Regions from separate parts of the Homo sapiens genome. Here region 2 is linked to region 1. A link is a loop called in an ENCODE intact Hi-C map of the cell type or tissue named here. Cell type or tissue: B cell. All regions are shown on one strand. Each heading gives the region's core, and the rest is flanking DNA. Links, peaks and the distances in the headings are about the cores only. Region 1 overlaps TLN1 (talin 1). Region 2 holds the start of CD72 (CD72 molecule).

Region 1 (4,381 bases), core at 67-4,066:
TTGAAAACTGATATCAACTTGATAAAGTACCCTAATGACACAAATACAAATTATAGGAAATGCTGTTTTTTCCCTTTTGGATACTACAGCCAACCTTAAAGTGTGGCCATTTTATGCCAAATATTATATCCTCTCAATTTTATCATCAGAGTAAAAATAAGAGACTTCCTAAATGATATGTATTTGAAACTGTGTAGTGTAGAGGCCACTCCTCAGAAGTAAAAAATTTCCCTCCAAGGAGAAAATAAAGAGGAGGTTCAAGAAAGGTGGGCATCTTCCAAGAGGGCCGTTGCCACGGGAAGGCATCTCATCAGCTCAACCTTGGGCCTCCCATCCTAGCCATTTCCATCCTGGATAGATTTGAGCTTTCCCTCTGAGTCCCCCACTTGTCACCCTAGGATTTTGGAGATTACCAAGATGGCTATTACTCAGTACAGACAACTGAAGGGGAGCAGATTGCACAGCTCATTGCCGGCTACATCGATATCATCCTGAAGAAGGTGAGCACTGCCTGCCCTAGCCTTCTCCTTATCGCCTCTTGCCCTCTCCACAAGCCAGTCCTTTAGAAATGGGCACTCAGATTGCTTGAACCTGGGAGGCGGAGGTTGCAATGAGCCGAGATCTTGCCTCTGCACTCCAGCCTGGGTGACAGAGCCCTTTCTTGTCAAAAAAAAAAAAAAAAGAAAAAGAAATGGACACTCAGCTTCTGGAAAATGGCTGGTTATGGAAAGAAGAGGCTGCCTTTTCTCCACTTCCCTCTTCTTTAACTATCCCAACTCTTGTTCCTTTTTCCTTCCTACAGAAAAAAAGCAAGGATCACTTTGGGCTGGAAGGAGATGAGGAGTCTACTATGCTGGAGGACTCAGTGTCCCCCAAAAAGTACGAAGGGAGTTGGGCTGATCCCATTTCCCAGGGGTAGAGAAGGCAAGGCCTGACTCTAAGGACTCTTGGGAGGTGGGGAGTCCTTAGAATGGTTCTTTAACTAGTTGCAGGCTGTAGTGAGACCTCACACACCTGCAAAGGTAGTGTAACCGGGTGGGACGGGTAGAGATGAGGAGTCCTCTGTGAGCTCAATAGTTCACCCCTCTACAGGTCAACAGTCCTGCAGCAGCAATACAACCGGGTGGGGAAAGTGGAGCATGGCTCTGTGGCCCTGCCTGCCATCATGCGCTCTGGAGCCTCTGGTCCTGAGAATTTCCAGGTGGGCAGCATGCCCCCTGCCCAGCAGCAGATTACCAGCGGCCAGATGCACCGAGGACACATGCCTCCTCTGGTAAGTGTCCCACTTCCACCACGGTGCCAGGGCCCTTCTCTCACCCTCAGCTGGGCCGAGCCAGGAGTTAGGCAGTCTTTTCCCAGGTCCCTATTTGTATTCTCTCCCTAGACCCTGGTTCTCTTTTACCTTCTCTTTTCTCCAAACATCCATTCCAGTCCCTGTTTCTCCCCACTTGTCTTTAGACTTCAGCCCAGCAGGCACTCACTGGAACCATTAACTCCAGCATGCAGGCCGTGCAGGCTGCCCAGGCCACCCTGGATGACTTTGACACTCTGCCGCCTCTTGGCCAGGATGCTGTAAGTATGGGATGGAGGAGAGGCCGGTGGTACTGAAGCTGAGACTCCAAGGGATAGGGATGAGGTGAACCAAACCAGGGCAGATCCTGAAGGCTTTTCCTCTCTCTTTCAGGCCTCTAAGGCCTGGCGTAAAAACAAGATGGATGAATCAAAGCATGAGATCCACTCTCAGGTAGATGCCATCACAGCTGGTACTGCGTCTGTGGTGAACCTGACAGCAGGTAGGCCGGATGCTAGCTTCCGGGTGTGTGATGGGGAGAGGGGGTGCAAGTGTGCACAGGCATGCATGTGACTGGCTTCATGTGTGACTGTGCCTTGACTCACTGTGGAAGGGACTGTGTGTGTGCGTCTTTCTGTGGACATGTGTGTGACTAACTGGGTGTGACTTTGCTCCCTCCCCAGCCCTTCGTCTGGCCTGCCCTGTCTCTCATGTTCCTCTTTCTCCTTTTCCCCTTAGGGGACCCTGCTGAGACAGACTATACCGCAGTGGGCTGTGCAGTCACCACAATCTCCTCCAACCTGACGGAGATGTCCCGTGGGGTGAAGCTGCTGGCTGCCTTGCTGGAGGACGAAGGCGGCAGTGGTCGGCCCCTGTTGCAGGCAGCAAAGGGCCTTGCGGGAGCAGTGTCAGAACTGCTGCGCAGTGCCCAACCAGCCAGTGCTGAGGTCAGGGGCCACAGGTTTGGGTTAGGGTGGAGACAGGGTTCAAGCCCAAGGAGAAGGGGCAGTCCAAGCCACAGGATGGAAGCCTGGGTCCCGTGGGCCTGTGATATGCACAGGCATGTGGGCAGGGATTGGGCAGCTTCTGACTGGTGTTCACTCTCCACAGCCCCGTCAGAACCTGCTGCAAGCAGCTGGGAACGTGGGCCAGGCCAGTGGGGAGCTGTTGCAACAAATTGGGGAAAGTGATACTGACCCCCACTTCCAGGTTGGTGACTTACCCAACCCCCCAGAACCCCAGAATCTAGGAAGTAACTTCTGCTCGTGAATCCAGTTCCTAGTCCTGGCTTCTGTGAATTGACCCCTAAAAACCAATCTGAACCTCTATTTCCAGGGGATGATACTAGTAACTTCTGATCTCTCTTTTAGGGGTTAGAATTCAGAACCCCTGAATCCAAACTTAACCTGCTAGTTTACTCTTGGCCCTCATTTATTCTTTAGCCCCTTGTCATCTTTTCTCTCTCTTCCCCGTACATAGCCCTTGCCCCAATTTGAGGACCCCCCACAATGCTATAGACCATGCCACCCTGAGAATAGTGTTCCTCTAGCTCTCCCCCTTCCCGCTCCATGCCAATTTCCTCAGCTGACTTTTCACCCTGGATTTCCCATGCAGATATGTGCATCCAGAGGGGCTGGGGTTCGATCTCCCCCCGATTCCCCTACGGTAACAGCCTCTGGCCTGGGCCTTCCCAGCTTTGTCCTCTCTGAGCCGCATACACTCGTTTCTGTACTTCTTCCTCAGCCTCCTGGGGGACCAGAACTTGGTGGGAGATGAGGAGGCCTGGCGAAGCCAGGCTTTGGGAAATGGGATCAGGTAGGGTAGTACAGGGACTTGCTCCCAAGACTCCAGGATGACCACTTCCAATCCAAGATCAAGAAGTGGAGTAAAGAAGCTGGGGGTGGAGGGATCCCAGGAGATACCTCCTACCTCCTCTCCCCACCCCATTGTAACAGCGCCACCACATTGTCTCCCCGTCATCATCGAGTGTATCCGCCTCATGTGTGTCTCCATTTGGTGTAGGCTGTATTTTCTCTTGGTGTGGGTTTGTTCCTCGGTGGGGGTTCTGTCCTGCTGGGTGCTCAGGGCAGTAGCTCGGGGTAGGTTCTGGTTGCTTCTGCGTACACTCTCCTTTGATTGGATCAGTGGGAATAATGAAGCAGCTTACGCCTCTGAGAAGTGTCTGTGAATCCCAAGCCCAATCTCAGGTCATGCTAACTGCTGTTTTCTCACAGGATGCGCTAATGCAGCTCGCCAAAGCTGTGGCAAGTGCTGCAGCTGCCCTGGTCCTCAAGGCCAAGAGTGTGGCCCAGCGGACAGAGGACTCGGGACTTCAGACCCAAGTTATTGCTGCAGCAACACAGTGTGCCCTATCCACTTCCCAACTAGTGGCCTGTACTAAGGTGAGCCCCAAAGGTTGCTCTAGTCCGTGCTGAGGGGTAATACTACCACACACACGTGAGCCTTTCATTTTATTTCTTTGGCTCTGGAGGCCTCCTCACCCATCCCAGTTACTGCTATGAGCAGCATACTCTACCTCCTTTCCCTTGCCTACGTCTCTGACATTCACTTTACCTACAGGTGGTGGCACCTACAATCAGCTCACCTGTCTGCCAAGAGCAACTGGTGGAGGCTGGACGACTGGTAGCCAAAGCCGTGGAGGGCTGTGTGTCTGCCTCCCAGGCAGCTACAGAGGATGGGCAACTGTTGCGAGGGGTAGGAGCAGCAGCCACAGCTGTCACCCAGGCCCTAAATGAGCTGCTGCAGCATGTGAAAGCCCATGCCACAGGGGCTGGGCCTGCTGGCCGTTATGACCAGGCTACTGACACCATCCTAACCGTCACTGAGAACATCTTTAGCTCCATGGGTGATGCTGGTAAGACACGCACCCCCAGGAAAACAAAAAACCCTACCAGGGTTCCCTAAGCCCACTGGACATCATCCCCTTGCGGACCTAACCACTTCACCCCAAGGAACTCAGCACAGTGTGGGCTTGCCAGCCACACAACCATAGGCTCATCATTAAAGCTCTCTGAACCCTCTGCTTCCCCTTCTGTAAAAGGAATATTAAGTCCTCTACCTTCCCTGGAG
Region 2 (4,381 bases), core at 296-4,295, 99 kb after region 1:
TTAAAGAGGCGTTTGTAAAGTCCACACCTAGTGTGTCTCCAGCAATCATACTCTTGATTGAGGTCAGACTATCTTGTATTTTACAGATGGAAAACTGTCACTTGCCCAAAGTCACATACTGTGGCAAGGCTGGTCTCTTTAACCAGAGTCTCCCTATTCTTTCTATTACATCATGCTTCCTCCACAGTTCACGAAACTCTTGCTGCTCTAATAAATTACACACTTGGTGGCTTAAACAATACAAATTTATTGTCTTACAGTTGTGGAGATCAGGTCGACACAGGTCTCACTGGGCTAAAGTCAAGGTGTCTGCAGGGCTGGTTCCTTTCTGGATGCTGAAGGGGAAAATCTGCTTCCTTGCCTTTTCCAGCTCTCAGAGGCTTCTTGCATTCCTTGGCTCAAGGTCCTCTTCCTGCACCTTCAAAATCAGGACCTATGGGTTGAGTGTTTCTCCTGTGGCGTCTCTCTGGCCCTCCTTCCCTCACCGAATCTCTTTCTTCCCATGATGGGAAAGGTTCTCCCTTTCAAGGACTCATGTGATCAGAGTGTGCCTACCAAGATAAAACAGGATAATCTCTCTATCTAAAGGACCTTGATTAACATAGCCACATCTACATTTTGTCAGGTAAAGTGACATAGTCACAGGTTCTGGGGATTCGGGTGTGAACATTTTTGGGAGGCCATTATTCTGGCTACCACACCCTGTCAGTAAACTAGGGCTTCCCGGAGGCCAGTGGGTTAAAGTAATGAAGACAGATATAGCCTGACTTTCAGAGTCTTAGGAGATGCTCCCGATGTCCTGACATAGACTGTATCAATGACACAAAGTTGATCAGGTGAGCCCCCTTCCACATGGCAAATTCTATCTGATGCCCTCATGGTTGGGCCCCCTCCTCTTGTCAACCGTAAACACCCATTCCCTGTAATGAGTAGTGGGGAGGCCAGGAGAGGGCAAAACATGGGTGTTAGTGTCTGCCCTCCAGGCTCTCAGATGATGATAGTATGGTTCTGGAAAAGCTGAAATGTACAGCACTGACCCCTCACCTCTTAAAAGTTCCCTGATATTTGGGCAGTAGAGGTACAGCTTGGAGTTACAGGTATCTTTTCTGATGTCCAGCCTCTAAATGTAATGTGAATGTCAAAACTGTAAAGACCCCAAGTGACACACGTGGGGAAGGGGAAGGATCCTACTCTCTTACCCTGTTCACAAAGGAAGGCTACAAGCTGGTCTAAGACAGAAGCGAATGCGGCCTGTGATGAAAAGATATGTAACCATCACCAAAAGAGCTAAAGAGGAGAAAAATATAGAACAAGCCTGGTTAAGACATTCAAGATATTGCGGTGTGCAGTTCCATCTGGGGATCCCCTTCTTTTTTTTATTTTTTTTTATTTTTGGAGACAGAGTCTCACTCTGTGGCCCAGGATGGGCACAATCTCGGCTCACTGCAACCTCTGCCTCCCGGGTTCAAGCAATTCTCAGCCTCCCTAGTAGCTGGAATTACAGGCACATGCCACCATTCTCAGCTAATTTTGTATTTTTAATACAGATGGGATTTCACCATGTTTGCCAGGCTAGTCTCAAATTCCTGACCTCAGGTGATCCGCCCACCTCAGCCTCCCAAAGTGCTGGGATTACAGGTGTGAGCCACCATGCCGGCCAGGAGATCCCCTTCTTAAGCCTCTCTACAGGTCAAGTTAGGCAGCAAGCCCATGTATTCCATTTTTTTTTTTTTTTTTGGAGATGGAGCTTTGCTCTTGTTGCCTAGGCTGGAGTGCAATGGTGTGATCTTGGCTCACTGCAACCTCCACCTCCTGGGTTCAAGCGATTCTCCTGCCTCAGCCTCCTGAGTAGCTGGGACTACAGGTTCGAGCCACCACACCAGGCTAATTTTTTTGTATTTTGTAGTAGAGACGGGGTTTCACTATGTTGGCCACAGACACCTTTTTGAGTGCAGACTAGAAGCTTGGTTTTGGCATTTTACCTGGCATCTACATCATGTTCACCTGTGTATTGGATCTGAAAACTGGGACATTCTACAGTTTGTGGAACTCCTGCAAATGTTCCTGCAATTGATTTACTCACACACTGCCCACACCCACCCCCTGTACACCACAGGTTCAAGTATTTGACTCTTCCCACCCCACCCACCCCTGCCACCAGCTGCTCTATACCCTCCCACTCACTCTCAGGGCCCCTGAGGTCCCCAGGGAGTCACCACCACATACCACTCTCTGTATCTGGGGGAAGGTCTAGGTTGTTGGAAACTTTAATCAAGCAAGGACAGTTAACAGCTGCAGAGGCACCTTAGGAAACAGTGAGCTTCAAAAAGGAAATACTTGTAGGATCTCTTGTGATGACCTTTGACGACTTTTCTGAAAATGACCCGTCATTCTCTGCCATGGAAAATAACAGTGATCACAGGCAGCCTTCAGCCCACAGAAGGCTTCCTCCTCCAGGCAGGCTCTGACATAGCCGCTCACCTCACAGATGCCCTAACAGACTGCAAAGTCCTGGGAACATGCATATCCATGCACACACATGCACACGTGCCTCTCTACAAGTACATTTTTGAGGTCACAGCTTTGCCTCAGTGGCCACTTCCTCTAGGGCTGGCTGGGCGGAGCTATTGGCAGAGCTCTAGGGTCCCTGGCAGTGTCCTGCCACACACCACCAATCATCCGAGCTGTTGGCATGTGGTGAGGACCTTTTCCCCCTTCCTTTTTCCTCCCCACAGCTGCAGGAGGGGGATTCTGCGGGGCGGATGTCACTTTGCTAGGGGCGGGTTCTTCCCACCCCCACACTACATCTTGTTCTAGCTCCTTCCTATCCCGGATGTAGGCCATTTTGGGGTTCCTAGTAGGGGTCACATCCCGGTAAAAGAACATTAGGGAGCACCTTTGGGCACCCCTGCTCAGCAGCCCCCTTTCCCCCAACTGGTTCCCTCTCTCCTCCATCAGCCAGGCCCCCACCACCTATGAGGGCCTCGCGGTCCCTGGGTCCTCCGCCACAAATGCCCCCTTTTTCCTTGGGGCTGGGTGGGAAGGGACAGCTTTGGGACTTTTTAAAGAAAGAACTTTGCTAGGAAAGTAAGAGACGAACCAAAACCAAACCAAGAAAATGTCAAGACCTCCGCTGGTCCGGAATCTGCGCTCGGCCTCTGGCTCTGTTCTGCTCCTCTGCCTTGACTTCACCTAGGAAGCTGCAGCCTTCTTAAGCCCTCTGCAACTCCCTTGCTCACCTGCTCCCTGGCTCCCCATGAGGGTGCATGGGGGGCAGTGCTGCCACTTGCCTTTCCAGAGGTGCTGCAGCCATGGCTCTTCCTTACCTTCACCTCTGGCCCAGGCCTGTTCCTGAACCCCCAGTTACTGGAACCCCCAGGATGATGAGAAGCGAGGGATGCAAACCAGGAACCCCCAGTCTCATGGGGAGAACGGAGCCTCACCCTGGAGCTGGGGAGATCGTCTGGGTCAGTGCAGCTCCAGCTACACATCATAAGCCCCAGTGGACAAGGCAGCCAGGAGGAGGGTGGGGCAGATCAGGGCAGATAACCAGAAGGACCGAGTTTGGGGCCCAGCATGGCCCATATGGGTTTAAGATGCATGGAGAGGAAGCACAGGGAGGACATGGGGACAGGCCCATCCCCTACCCCTGTGTTCTGGACCTCAGCGTCCCCTCCGTGGCCCCTCTGGCCCTGGCCCAGGGATGCCTTCTGCTTCATTGAGCCCATCTGTTTGAGACTTGCTAACACCTTCCTCTTTTGTGACTGGAAGTCACAGGGCCAATTGCTAAGCCGTGCAGTCACAGAGGGAACACAGAGCCTAGTTGTAAACGGACAGAGACGAGAGGGGCAAGGGAGGACAGTGGATGACAGGGAAGACGAGTGGGGGCAGAGCTGCTCAGGACCATGGCTGAGGCCATCACCTATGCAGATCTGAGGTTTGTGAAGGCTCCCCTGAAGAAGAGCATCTCCAGCCGGTTAGGACAGGGTAAGGGGGATGAGGCCTCCCCTTGATCCTGCATCCCCACTTCCCGCCCCACAGATCCCATTCCCAAATCCCACCTTGGTCCCTTTTCTCTTCTCTCTAGACCCAGGGGCTGATGATGATGGGGAAATCACCTACGAGAATGTTCAAGTGCCCGCAGTCCTAGGGGTGCCCTCAAGCTTGGCTTCTTCTGTACTAGGGGACAAAGCAGGTCTGGAGAGCCTGGGGGATGTGTGTTTGTTGGGGGGCTGTGTCTTGAGCTGGGGAGTCCACAATGTTTTTGTTGTTGTTCTTGAGACAGGGTCTTGTTCTGTCACTCAGGCTGGAGTGCAGTGGTGTGATCATGGCTCACTGCAGCCTCGACCTCCTGGGCTCAAGTGATCCTCCTGCCCTGGCC

The links. A loop is a pair of places that touch in the nucleus more often than their neighbours do. Peaks named below come from ENCODE experiments on the same cell type or tissue, not always from the same donor. Only the 100,000 strongest peaks of a DNase experiment are listed, where the experiment ranks them.
Region 2: it touches region 1 in a loop (7-fold over the local background); 7 of 110 quality-filtered maps call a loop at or near these places.

What each region holds. Positions count from the first base shown.
Region 1 is chr9:35,716,931-35,721,311 of GRCh38, reverse strand. It overlaps TLN1 (talin 1), which reads left to right. Exons shown (of 57, transcript NM_006289.4): 11 at 399-500; 12 at 803-879; 13 at 1,093-1,273; 14 at 1,459-1,572; 15 at 1,685-1,793; 16 at 2,030-2,238; 17 at 2,402-2,500; 18 at 3,526-3,693; 19 at 3,872-4,166. Among named protein-coding and RNA genes, the nearest start is that of MIR6852, 8.4 kb to the right of the region's middle. In B cell, for the core only: no CTCF peak of the experiment used is centred there; a DNase peak (open chromatin) is centred at 1,961; H3K27ac peaks cover 2,826 bases.
Region 2 is chr9:35,617,828-35,622,208 of GRCh38, reverse strand. It overlaps CD72 (CD72 molecule), which reads left to right and starts at 3,796. Exons shown (of 9, transcript NM_001782.3): 1 at 3,796-3,987; 2 at 4,088-4,195. The coding sequence starts at 3,906. LOC124902148 (a long non-coding RNA gene) reads right to left here and starts at 1,288. Exons shown (of 2, transcript XR_007061470.1): 1 at 1,200-1,288; 2 at 228-551. In B cell, for the core only: no CTCF peak of the experiment used is centred there; DNase peaks (open chromatin) are centred at 1,428, 2,468 and 3,728; H3K4me3 peaks cover 2,127 bases; H3K27ac peaks cover 4,000 bases.